Regions from separate parts of the Homo sapiens genome. Here region 1 is linked to region 2. Evidence: read pairs that join two places in POLR2A ChIA-PET (ENCODE). Cell type or tissue: PC-9. All regions are shown on one strand. Each heading gives the region's core, and the rest is flanking DNA. Links, peaks and the distances in the headings are about the cores only.

Region 1 (5,000 bases), core at 1-5,000, 220 kb after region 2:
ATTCACAGGCCGCCGGGGGTCAGGAGGTAATTAGAGACGGCCCCGTGGCCGCATCCACTCGGTAAGCGCGATGCTGGCGCGGGGCGCGCGCGGGGAGGGGCGCGCGATGAGGGGGCTTGGCTGCGCGCAGCCCGCGCCCCAGACTCGGGGGAAGGGAGGAGGAGGAGGGGGCAGGGAAGGAGGAGGCGGGCGGGGGGGCGAGAGATGAGCTCGGGAAGGGAGCGGGAGGAGGGGGCGCCGGGGAGACGCTCCCTTGGCTCTCACCGCGGGGCCTCGGGGTCACCCGCTGCGAGGCTCCGACGCGCTTAGGGACGGGGGGTGTGAGTGTAAGAGTGCGCGCGCGCGCAGGCGTGTGTATGTCAAAGATAGAGGAGGGGAGGGAGGGAACGCTTTAATATTTTTCCAGTGACTTACGAGCCTGCGGGTGAGGTCTTGGCTGTGCGTTTAGGTCCGTGTGTGTATCAATGTGGCTGTATATTTCTGGTCTGTCCTACGAGTGAATGTCACGGGGCTTGGGGGGGGGGGTCTGGATACAAGCTAGTGAATGTGTTTCTGGGTCTCAGTTTGACTGAATGATGTGGCGCTGCGTGGGGCTGTGTCTGTGCGATTGTTTATAGGGGGGTTGTGTGACTCCGTGAGGTACTGCGTGGGTGGGATTGCGCCTGTGTGCGGTTGTGTGTATATGGGATTGTGCCTGCGTGGGGCTGAGTGTCCAGAGGGCAGTTGTGTGGCCATGTGGGCCTGTTTGCGAGTGGGCTGGTGGGTGTGTGGGGCCGTGGGGCTGCGCATGTAGGGGCAGTGCGCCTGTACGGGGCTTTGGGTTAACTTAAAGGGCTGTGGTGGGTATCTGCAGGCGGTTGCGTGTGTGGCTGGATCTGCGTGGGGTCTGAGGCCTGGCGGGTGGGGGTTAGTCCTCCTGGCGTCGGGGATCGCACCGCGGCAGAAGAGCCGCTTAAGGCGCCAACAGGCAGCGCCGGGGTCGCGGCGCAGCGCGACGTGTAGTAGCGGTGGGGCGTAGAGAGAAGGCGGAGAAGAGGGGGGCCTTCATCGCGCGCCTCCCCTAGCCGCATCAGAGACGCAGCTTGGAGATCCTGCCGCTTGCCGGCCCCGCGGTCCTAGAAGCACAGGGTTTGGGGGACCCTCCCCAGCTGGGGGAGACGCCTACTGGCCGGGAAGGCAGCGAGAACTGAGACTCGATGATTCTGGCGCAGCACAGAAGCATGCGGCAAGGACCGCCAGGAGAGGTGGGTCGCGGCCCGGAGACAGCCGAGAACTAGGCCGAGACAAAGAAGAGCGGGACCGGGGACCTTGGGGCCAAACCGCGCCTCTAGGTTTCCCGGCGGCCGAGGGGAGCGCACTCAAGGCCGGCGCGTGGAGCCTGGCGGAGGTGGCGCGGGCCCCTCTTCGCTGCAGTCCCAGCAGCCGCTCCAGAGCCCTGGGGGCACGTAATTAGGCGCCACAGGGCAGGGCCACGGTGAGGGGGGTTCTGAGTGCAGCTGGCGGGCGCCGAGCCCCGGGGCTGTGATTGAGCGCTCAGCTGGCCCGCCCCTCTCCCGGCCGCTCACCGCCCACGCATGCATTCATTCATTCATTCATCCATCCATCCGTCGCTGCATCCACCCACCTTTCTATCCATCCACGTGTCCATCCATCTACCGGAGTTACTGCACCAGGGATCACACAGATGTGTCAGCCCTGGCTCGTCCCACCACTTTCTCCCGCTGGCCAGTGAGTCTGTCTGTCTCATTCTCCTCGGCCTCCACCTCCACTTCCTCCTACTCAGGCCCCTCTGCTCTGGCAGGAGCACACCGACCACCTGTCACACTTGGGTTTTGCTGCTCAATGATGTCCCAATCTCCCTTCTCCACCTACTAACCCCCAACCCTGCCCATACTAAAGTCTCTATACATCCTACAGCCAATCCTGCCCATCATTACATGCCAGGTGGGCCTCGGGCACCTTTTTTCTGGCATTCCCTGAAGCCTGGTAGCAGCCCTCCCTACCAGAAGTGAATCCCTAAGGTCCTGGGCAGCCCCGCCCCACTCGGGGCTCCCCATATTTAAAATGTCAGACTGCTTAGTCTCTGTCTTCAATATCTGTCTTGGGGACCAGGGTCACTCAGTCCTGAGGCTGCTGAGTGAACCAGGAGATGCGCATTGTGTATACCATTAAGGTGGCAACGGAAAAGCCCAAATGCCCGCTGGGGATCACCAACCTGGCTGGAATGTCTTCCCTCCCCTCCTCAGTTTCTGAGTGATGAGGAGGAGAAAGTCCCCCAGGTGGTTGATGACAGCCCACACAATCAGGTCCCCACCAACTCCTGCCCTCAGTCCCAGCCTGTTGCCCCACTCACATTGCCCCTTGCAGTTCCTGAATTCAGCAGGCACACTCTCACCTTAGGACCTTTGCACTTGTTGATCCATCTGCCTGGAATGCTGTTCCCTACCTTCTAATATACCATGTAATTTACATATTTAGGTATCTGGTAGGTATTTTTGTCTGTTTGTTCCTTGGTGTATCTTCCGTATTTGGAATGGTTCCTGGTATACATTCCATAAGCACTTGTTCAATGAATGAGTGAGTGAATGCATGGAACAATGAAGTTAAACCAAGCCCTCCTCCCATAAGCCTGACCAAGCCCAAGTTTTCTCTTCTTTGAGCCAACAGTTCCCCTGGATAAAATGGGGGTGGGGTGGAGCATGGAGAACATCAGGGCCAGGACATGTCGGAAGACTCACCTGAGGTCGCTCAGTGAGTACCCTTCACAGATTCCAGGTCGCTCAGTGAGTACCCTTCACAGATTCCAGGTCGCTCAGTGAGTACCCTTCACAGATTCCAGATTCTGGGGATGGGTGTAGAGGGATGGGATGGTGGTGGGTGGCTTATCTCAAAAAAGGGCAGAGCCTGTCATTTGTTCCAGGGGCCTCTCTTGTTCCCTGGCTCCCTGGGGACTCCCTGGAGCTCCTGGGGCAGTGGTACGGAGGGATCTTGATTCAGCAGGGCTGCCATTCACATCTGCCAGAGGGTGATGGAAACCCTGACCTGGCCAGGGCCCTTCCACAAGTGGTATCATGGAGAGTCACAAGACAGTACCCCAAGGTCAGGATCTGACCATCCCCTAGAGGAGAAACCCAGGCTGAGAGCCTGCAAAGAACTTGCCAAGACCACAGCAACACAATCGGATCCCATCCGACTCTCAATTTCAAGATTCTTTGCTCACCTCCACCAAGCACAGTGCATGGCGTGTGGCAGTGCAGCAGAATGGAGTGGCAACCTCACAATTCAAACCTAAGTGTGCATGGACCCCAAAGCCTTGCTTACTCCATCAGACCCTACTGGCAGGATTCCATGGGATCATGGTGCCAGCAACCAGCACCCAGCACCCACAAATGTTGCTGGAACACCAGCAGAGGAGGCTGCCTGGCTGGCAGGCTTCCTGCTCCCTAGGTTCTGATTTCACCTTTCACCAAGAGTCTGCCCCAGGGGAATTAGGATCCTCCCTCCTCGCTGGGATGGTAGGGGTGCTCACAGGTTTTAAAGGGCCCAGTCCTTCCTGGTGAGGTGAGGCTGTGTTCTGGAGAACCTAGGTCTGGACATGTCAGCCCTTTTGTTTGCCAAGCACTATCTCAATAGCTGCTTTCATGCAAGTGTGTGTCCAGATGCCATTCCAGAGCTAAATAGTAAACAGGAGCTGTTGACCAGAGAGGCAGGGTGGGTAGAGGGCTGGGGACTCTAAGCAGGGTCCTAGGGAATGCAGGCAGTGGAGCCAGCCAAGGACAAGGCTCACTGACAGGCCACCAGGGACACCCAGGTGGAAACAAGGGACGGGGAGGCCCATCAGGCCAGGCTGGTACACTAAGACCCAGAAGTCGCATTCAAGCTCAGCCCTGGTCTGGTAAGCCTCACGCTGGAAGCCTGCAGGCCTGAGGTCAGATGTGGGCCAGGTTTTAACATCTATTCCACATGTTTATTGAGTAGTGGGGCAGCAACTTCAAATCTCTATGTATCTCCCCCCGCCCCATCAGTCAGCCTCATTTGAGAGACTGGATCACTGAGGTCCAGGAAATGCACTTGCTCCCAGTCACGTAACTTGAAGGTGGCAAAAGTATGCATCCATTGGCTTGGTACATATTTACTGAGCACCTACTAGATGCCAGGCTCCATTCTATGTGTTGAGGATTCAGAGCAAGGAATGAGACAAAGCTTTCATTCTAGTCTTGACAGACAAGAAACAGAATGAATAAGTAAATGATGTAGTATGTTACCTTAGGTGAAGCGTGCTATGGAAAAATAAATAAAGCCAAGGAAGCGGGCTGGGAGCATCTGCAGGGGCTGTTTTTCTACACTGAGTGGTCAGAGCTCATACTTAAGAGCATTTGAGAACACACTTGACAGACAAAGGTAGTGAGGCATGCAGCTGTCTGGGGGCAAAGCTGTGCAGGCAGAAGGAAGAACAAGTGCAAAGACCCTGAGGCAGCAGCCAGGCTGGGATTTTTGAGGAATGGCCAAGAGGTTAGTGTGGCTTGAGGGGAGTGAGCAGAAAGAGATGTGGGCAGAGAGGACGGGGGGCCACACCTACAGGGGCTTGCACACACACCATTGTAGGGACTTTGGCTCTTAGACTGAACGAGATGAGGCATTTCTGCAGTGTTTTGAGCAGGGATGGGACACGCTTTCCCTTGGGTGGTCAGAGTTTCTCCCTGTGAAGAGGGCAGATGTGGGGCCAGGGCAGGAGCACAGAAGCCTGCATCCTACACTAGTCCAGGTGGGCAATGATGAGGCCTGGCCAGGGTGGGGCCGATGAGAAGGGGTCGGATTTTGGATTTATTATGAAGGCAGGGTTAGCAGGATTCACTGATGTATCTTGCCTGAGCAACTTGCAAGAAGGATGGATACGGCTGCTGGGATCTGCCATTCATGCTAGTGGGGCTGGTGGGAGAGCAAATGCCTCAGGAAGGAACCCTGCCCCTCCTCAGCCTCCACTGTACCTGCTCCAACAC
Region 2 (7,876 bases), core at 1,798-6,797:
GTCCTATTTTTAAAAGTATGTGTCGGGGCATTAAATGAGACGTTTGCTAGGGCTACCATAACAAAATACCACAGACTGGAAGGCTTAACCGAACTTATTTTCTCATAGTTCTGGAGGCTGAAAATCCAAGATCAAGCTGCAGGTTTGGCTTCTTCAGAAGCCTCTTTCCGTGGCTTGCCAACAGCTACTGTCTTGCTGTGTCCTCACATGGTCATTCCTCTGTGCATGCATGATTGGATTAGGGCCCCATTTTAACTTAATCACTTCTTTAAAGACCCTGTCTCCAAATTCAATCAGTCATATTGTGAGGTACTGGTGCTTAGGGCTTCAACATGAGAACTTGAGGATGGCACAATTTAGCCTACAATATTTGCAAAACAGAAAGCTCACTGGCCTGGGCACGGTGGCTCATGTCTATAATCCCAGCACTTTGGGAGGCTGAGGCAGCAGGATCACTTGAGCCCAGGAGTTCAAGACCAGCATGGGCAATATAGTGAGACCCCCCCACCGTATAAAACTGAAAAGCTCACTGGATGGTAGTAGCTCTTCCTATTTAAATCCCAGTTCTAGTGTTCTTTCCTGTTCCTTGCTGAAGATTGTATTTACTGTGTGGGATTGTCCTGAGGGCTGGTATAACTAGTTAGTACTTTCCTAACCCTGAGGCACTTCTGTTAAAATTAGATCAACACTTAGGCTGGCACGGTGGCGTACGCCTGTAATCCCAGCACTTTGGGAGGCTGAGGAGGGCTGATCACTTGAGGTCAGGAGCTCGAGACCAGCCTGGCCAACGTGGTAAAACTCCATTTCTACTAAAAATACAAAAATTAGCCAGGCGTGGTGGCACATCCCTGTAGTCCCAGCTGCTTGGGAGGCTGAGGCAGGAGAATGGCTTGAACCCAGGAGGCAGAGGTTGCAGTGAGCCAAGATTGTGCCATTGCGCTCCAGCCTGGGCGATAGAGTGAGACTCTGTCTTAAAAAAAAAAATTAGATCAATACTTAGACCAATATAATGAGCTGATGTTTAGAGAGCAAAACAGGCCTCCTGCAGCCTCTGCACCCATGAGCCTAGCTTAGGGTCAGTAACTTGTGGTTTAGCAAAAAACAGACTTAACTTTATAATGTTAGCAAAGGATTAAGTTTTAAATATATCAGAATCGAGATGGGAAAGAAACCTAACAAAGTGCTAATAAAAAATAGAATTGGGTAAAAATATTATGTTTCATGAAAGAAGCCAGACACAAACAGCTATATATTGTATGATTGCATTTATAAGAAATGTTCAGAATAGACACATCTATATAGAGAAAAGGCAGATTAGTGGTTGTAGGAGGCTGGGAGAGGGGGAATGGGAAGTGACTGCTAACAGGTACAGGATTTATTTTTAGGATGATGAATATATTCTAGAGTTACATAGTGGTGATGGTTGCACAACTCTGTGAATATATGTACTAATGCCACTGAATTGTACACTTCAAGAGGGTAGATTTCATGGTATGTAAATTATATCTCAATAAAGCTCTTATACAAAATTGAATTACGGCAGGGTGCGGTGGTTTATTCCTATAATCCCAGCACTTTCGGAGGCTGAGGCAGGCAGATTGCTGGAGCCCAGGGGTTGGAGACCAGCCTGGTCTCCAACATGATGAAACCCCGTCTTACCAAAAAATATGAAAAATTTAGCCAGGCAGGCGTGATGGTGCACCCCAGTAGTCCCAGCTACTCATGAGGCTGAGGTGGGAGGATCACCTGAGCCCGGGAGGTTGAGACTGCAGTGAGCCATGATTGTGCCACTGCACTCCAGCCTGGGTGACACTGAGACCTTGTCTCAAAAATAGACATCTTTTTTAAAAAATAAAAAAAGAAAAAAGATTGAATTAGGGTGGTGGCAGACTTATGTGACTAGCTTTTCTTCTTTTTTCTTCCAGTTTTCTATAATTACTTTTTCTCTTTTTTTAAATGGAAAGAGTCCTACATTTCATTAAGATACTTAAGATCCAGTTTTATGTGGTGCTGAATTATAGCTATGCAGAGAAAGTCTCCGTGAAATATTAAGGTCACTTTTGCTCACAAAATATCAATGATTAACTAAGATGTATAGGCTGTAAATAGAGAGAAGATGGGTATGTATGTGATAAGGAAGTTTAATGAAGTTTCATCCTATGTAATGTGGGTCTCCCTAAGAGAGGGTCTATCTTTTCATCAATAGCAGATCTGTGGTCTGTATTGTCTGATGAAGTCCACCTGGTATTGCACATTGAAATCCATGTTTGTTTTGATGTATAAGTGTTCTCTCAGAGAACAGCTACTTCCCAGTTTGACACTGTTTTCAATCCAGTGCCAATGCCAAGAGATTTCTGAGCCATATATATATTTTTAATGTAAGTTAAATAATTCATCAAGGAATGAGAGAGAGAGAGAGAGAGAGTGTGTGTGTGTGTGTGTGTGTGTATGTGTGTGTGTGGTGAAACATTTGGCTCTTTCCACCTAATTTTTAACCTTGTTGGTCCTACTGGCAATCTGTTTCTTAGCTAATGACTGCATAAAATCATCTCTGAAAAGAAAGCTAAAGACTTTTGCATTACCTTTTGCCAGTTTCTGCTTTAAATCCACCCTTTGGTATTTGCAAAGGTCAGATGAGCTATTTTGGTGTCCACGGCCCTGATTAATGGGAAATCCTACATTTCCATTGGCCCCGGAGGATGAAGGATTAGTGTGGCGGCGGCAGTGCGGGCAGCATCTGCTGCAATGTCAGGAGTACGGTGTTGGGAATTGCAGGAGCATCCGGCCTATGAAAAATGGAGGAGGAGGGGAGCTCCACTAGTACTAGCCCCAGATGAGTTTTTCTCCATTGCCATCAGGCAGACATCTCTGGGAGCATTTGTTCTCCTCTGTTAGGCCTTGTCGCTAAGCATTTAATATGGAGAGCACAAGTGCGGACCTCCTGTTTCCCCGCCGGAAGGCTTCCATAGCTCCCTGTTAGTCGGCATGTTTGTGTTCAGCTTTTCACCTCTCCTTGTAGGAGACGTTGGTTTTATACTATGTTAAATAAAAATCATTGTGTTAGCTCATAGATTTTCACAAGAGAAGCAGGTGCCTGGTGCTTTGGGGAGAATAACTCCAAATATGGGAATCTCTTTCCCCACCCAAGAGCAGATGGTCTGCGTTAGTTTGTCTTGTGACCTTTCTTTGCTTCTAAGACACCAAATCTCTGATCCCACGGATCATAAATATTCTTTAGGTTTGCAGCCATGGAGGTGAAGGGAGCGTCAAGCTGTCGGTGTCATTTTCCATTTGTCTGGAACCTTTCAAAGAAACTGTTACAGCATTTTTAGGCACTGAATTAGCCTCCTGCAGCCGTGAGCTTACAGACTCATGAAGGGCACCGCAGCAAGGCTGCCTCAGCCAAGGTCAGGAAGGAGCCCTCTGCTCAGCATCCCTTTGCTCAGCATCCTGCCGTCCTCACCTGTCCACTCACCAGGCAGCCTCTCACGGCAGCCACTTTGTGCCAGGCACCATGATGGCTTGCACAACCCCTGCCTGCCTATCCGGGGGCTGCATTATTTATGTCGCTAGTAGTGTTAATAAGCACCTTGTATTGATCACCTTGTCTGCTGCCTCTCCCTGCCCTAGAGCCCACCTTCTCATCCAGAGGAAGACCCTCAAGTGCAGTGTGGGGGTGCTCTGATAATGTAGCAGCATGCACTGAGAGGGGCAGAGTAAGGACTGCCTTCACAAAGGAGGTGACATCTGAGCTGCTCTCTGGTAGGAGTTTACCTGGAGGGGGAGGGATGTGCAAGGAAGAGAGAACATTGGAGAAAAGGGGCCTGTATGTTTGTGGCAGCTAGACCTTGGGCTCTGGATGTTCACGTGGGGCCCTGGCAAGGGGTAGGAAGTGGAAGTCAGGGCTGGTTAGAGATAGTCACCCTGAGGATCAGGTTGAGGAGTGTAGACCTTATCTGAAGTGAAGTGGGGAGATCTGGGAGGTTTTTAATACTTAGGGGGAAGATGAGATCAGATTTTCTGTTTGGTGCAGACCACCTGGGGCAGTGTGGAGTGTAGACTATGGAAAGAGAGAGTGGAGGAAGTGATAACAATGAGGAGGCTGCAGCAGCAATCCCCAAGAGAGATCTGGAGGCAGCTCAGCCTTCGGGCTCCCCTTTCCATGCATTTGCACTGGCTGCTCCTTCTCTCCTTTGCCTTCACATTCCTACATTCTCTTTTGGATCATCCACATTCTCTCCATACCCAAGTGTTGTTACCTTGCTGAGGCCTTTTCTGCACTCTCCAGGCAGCAGGATTCAGCCCTCTGTCGCACCCCAGCAGCAGGCTGGTCTGCCACTATCTGACCCCTATAGAGACTGCTTTGCCTTCCTAACTCCCTAGCTCTAATTAGCAGCACTTTGGACCCATATCAAGATGGAAAGAAGAAAGGGTTTTTTAAAGTGACTGTTACAGTGGATTGGAGAGGACTCAGAATTTGGGGACAGAACATACCCCAGTTTGAGACCTGCTTCTGCCTTATGCTTTCTCCAGGAGATGAAGTATTTTTTTATTTTTGCTTTTTCTTATCATAGAAAATTTCAAGCATAGATATGAATTGGGAGAACAGTGTAATGAACCTCTGTGTACCCATGACTCAGCTTCTAAGCATCTGGCCAATCCAATCTTGTTTCATCTAATCATCCTCCCCTCCCACTCTGCATTATTTTGAAGCAGATTCCAGGCATCATATTACTTTATAATAATTACTTTATAAATACTGAAATAGATAAAGGGCTCTAAAAGATAAACAGCTTTTTGTTTACTTCTAACAGTCTTCATGTCTCTGAGCCCCAAGTTCTCATCTGTAAAATGGAATGGTGATGGCCCATCCCAGGGCTGTCGCGACTAAAGCTGGCAAAAGCCTTTCCTGGAATTCTGACTGCTTCCTTTTCTATACTAACTACCGTGCTGATGTGACTGCTTATAGTACCATTGTAATGACAATAAGAACAGTCTTTGGAGCAGACAAACCCAAGTCACATTCTCATCCCAACACTGTATCTTTTGGGGCAAATTACTTACTCTGAGCCTACTAAGTAGCCTCATTTTTTAAAATGGGGGACATAATACCTCCCTCATAGGGTTGTTTTGAGATTTAAAAGGGAAGGTGTACATATCGGCCCATACATATCGGCCCATAATAAGATCTTAATACTTAGTAACTAGTATTATAAATGTCCTTTAAATTGATATGATTTTCTGGTTAGTATAGTAATCCTGCGAAGTATATAGTTTTTAATCCCCATTTTACATATGATATGATTGAGGGTTAAAGCCAGGATTAATGAACTTGCCTGAGATCTTGGGGCTAATACATTACAGAGCCAGGAGTTTGAGCCCAGGTCTGCCTGACCCCAAGGCCCCCATCCTTATTACTGCTATTTATTAATGGAACCTTGCAATGTGGCCTTGTGAAAAAGAACATGCTGATCTTGGGTCAGGCAGATCAGGGTCGTCTGGTCCTTACTTTTGTCTGCTGTTTTCAGCTAGTGCTGGTTTTTTATAAGCTGGTGAACTGGATTACAAATTTTCCTTAGACTCCTTTGTCCATATCTTCTGCCTTCTTTCTGCCTCTCGTTTTAGGAGCTGTTAGTTCTCATAAGCCCCTGTAATGGAGAGAAGTAGAGAGAACAGAACATTCAAATAAAAAGTTCATGCACATCAGCTCTTTTGTGCTACGTTTTTGTGGGAAAGTGGCTGAGACTTTTGTATTTTAGAGATGAGGTCTTGCTGTGTTGTCCAGGTTGGACTTGACCTTCTGGCCTCAAGGGATCCTTCCACCTTCCCTCCCTAGTAGCAGGGACTATAGGTGCATGCCACTGCGCCTGGCTTAGAGGCTGAAACTCTTTAAGGCAAAATGAGGTTCATAGGTTATCTGTGGATTTTTGTTTTTCAGTCAGCCGAGTTAGTGAGGCATGGACAGGGCTTATGTATCCATTTCCACTGTAAAATTGCTAAGAATGGATCATTGGAAGATAATAAATGTGGCAGAGCCAGAAATCAAACCCAGGCCTGACCAACTCACTGCCTGGCTGGTTCCATTGTTCCACTCTGCCTTTAGGGACGGGCAGGTGAGGGACCCACAGGGAAGACTTAGACTGCCCGTGGATATCTCCTCGTGGCTTGGAATCCCTATTCTAAAAGATCTGATCTAGTTCTGGCTTAATGGGAGTCAGCGTAATGATGATTCTCAGCTTTTTGTCTAGCTTTTTCACATATGTTTTGTTTTCCTGCTGCCATGAAGTTTAAACTTGTTTAAAACCAAGATTTTAAACAAGGAAGCCAAGCATATAAGGGAGTCGTCCATAGTCATCCGAGGGCAGAGCCAGGACACAAGTGCCATCCTTGGACTGCGACCAGTCCTCTTCCTGCACTTCCCTCTGGAAAGCCCACTTCCTGCAAAGCCCTCTGGAATTGCTCAGCAGTAGTGCCCCAACCATCATGTAAGGAAAAGAATTTCGAGTTGGAACAGGAACTTCAGGGGGCCAGTAGCCCCTCCCCAAAGTTCTCAGAGAAGGGGCAGTTAGCAAACGTAGAAGCCTTTCTTACTGAGATGACCCTTCCACCTGTTCACTGGAGAAATGGTCTCCAGTAGCTCTGTTCTGGGGTGCTATCTCTGGACAGCCATCTTCAGAAGTGTAGTTTCCCCTAAGAAAACACTAGAACAGATTTTAGCAGAAGATTGAGAATCCCAATGGTACAAATCTTACAAGTATGATTTGCAAGCATCATAGAGAAGCCTCCTTTTTGGGTAGGAATGCAAAACCAATCACCTCATTGCTCGAATGACAGTCTGGCTTTCTTGGGATCCAGCCAAGAAAACAATTTATGAGACTGACCCACACACTTAACTAGCTAAAGCTTTGGGCTGTAATCCAGAATCCTTATTATGGAAAGCAGAGTTAAAACTGTTCCCTTTGAAACCCTGTGGCTATTTATTTGAATTAGCGAGGTCACCCCAATGACAGCTGTGGAGACCAGCCTTTAATTAGGAAAAGAATTTGCCTTGAACTTCATCGGAATGGCATTGCTGAGGGTCTTGAGTGCTTTTCTTCCTTCATTCTTTCAGGCTTACCTTATTCCTGCTCTTTGTTCAGGAGTCACAGCTCATTTCTTCCCTGAAAGCCTGACTTCTCCATGCTCTGCACCCACAGGACTCTCTCCTGGCTATGGCATGCCAGAGTCCATCCCTGAGCTGGGTGGGGGCAGTGCTGACTCTGAAATTCAAATTCTCCCTCATATTGGCAGCATGACTTTTTGGACAAGTTATCATACTTTTCTGAGCCTCATCTTCCTCATCTGTAAAATGATTCTAATAGTATTTATTGCATAGGGTTGTATAAAGCTACCAATTATTGATTACTCTTGCTATATGCCAGCCACTCTTATCAGTGCTTGACCCGTATAAGCTCATCTCATCTGAGTAACAACCCTATGCAGCAGAACTCTTCTTCCTTTTTTTTTTTTTTTTTTTTTTTTTTGAGATAGAGTCTTGCTCTGTCGCCCAGCCTGGAATGCAGAGGCGTGATCTCAGCTCACTGCGACCTCCGCCTCCTGGGTTCAAGTGATTCTCATGCTTCAGCCTCTCAGGCAGCTGGGATTACAGGCACCCGCCACCACACCTGGCTAGTTTTTGTATTTTTAGTAGAGATGAGGTTTCACCATGTTGGCCAGGCTGGTCTTGAACTCCTGACCTCAAGTGATCCTCCCGACTTGGCCTCCCAGAGTGCTAGGATTTACAGGCATGAGCCACCACACCTGGCCCAAAGCAGAATTCTTAACACTTCCATTTTATAGATGAGGAAGTAGAGGCTACTACAGAGCCTCCTACATA

Evidence for each region. Peaks named below come from ENCODE experiments on the same cell type or tissue, not always from the same donor. Only the 100,000 strongest peaks of a DNase experiment are listed, where the experiment ranks them.
Region 1: POLR2A ChIA-PET joins it to region 2 with 5 read pairs; 2 of 35 experiments call an interaction of 5 or more read pairs at or near these places.

Annotation. Positions count from the first base shown.
Region 1 is chr17:17,718,865-17,723,864 of GRCh38, reverse strand. All of the region lies in intron 1 of RAI1 (retinoic acid induced 1), which reads right to left. It overlaps LOC124903943 (a long non-coding RNA gene), which reads left to right and starts at 1,513. Exons shown (of 2, transcript XR_007065650.1): 1 at 1,513-2,743; 2 at 2,776-5,000. In PC-9, for the core only: no CTCF peak of the experiment used is centred there; DNase peaks (open chromatin) are centred at 2,544 and 3,505; H3K27ac peaks cover 1,316 bases.
Region 2 is chr17:17,939,840-17,947,715 of GRCh38, reverse strand. The region is part of intron 1 of TOM1L2 (target of myb1 like 2 membrane trafficking protein); the gene reads left to right. Among named protein-coding and RNA genes, the nearest start is that of TOM1L2, 29 kb to the left of the region's middle. In PC-9, for the core only: no CTCF peak of the experiment used is centred there; a DNase peak (open chromatin) is centred at 4,655; H3K4me3 peaks cover 407 bases; H3K27ac peaks cover 1,860 bases.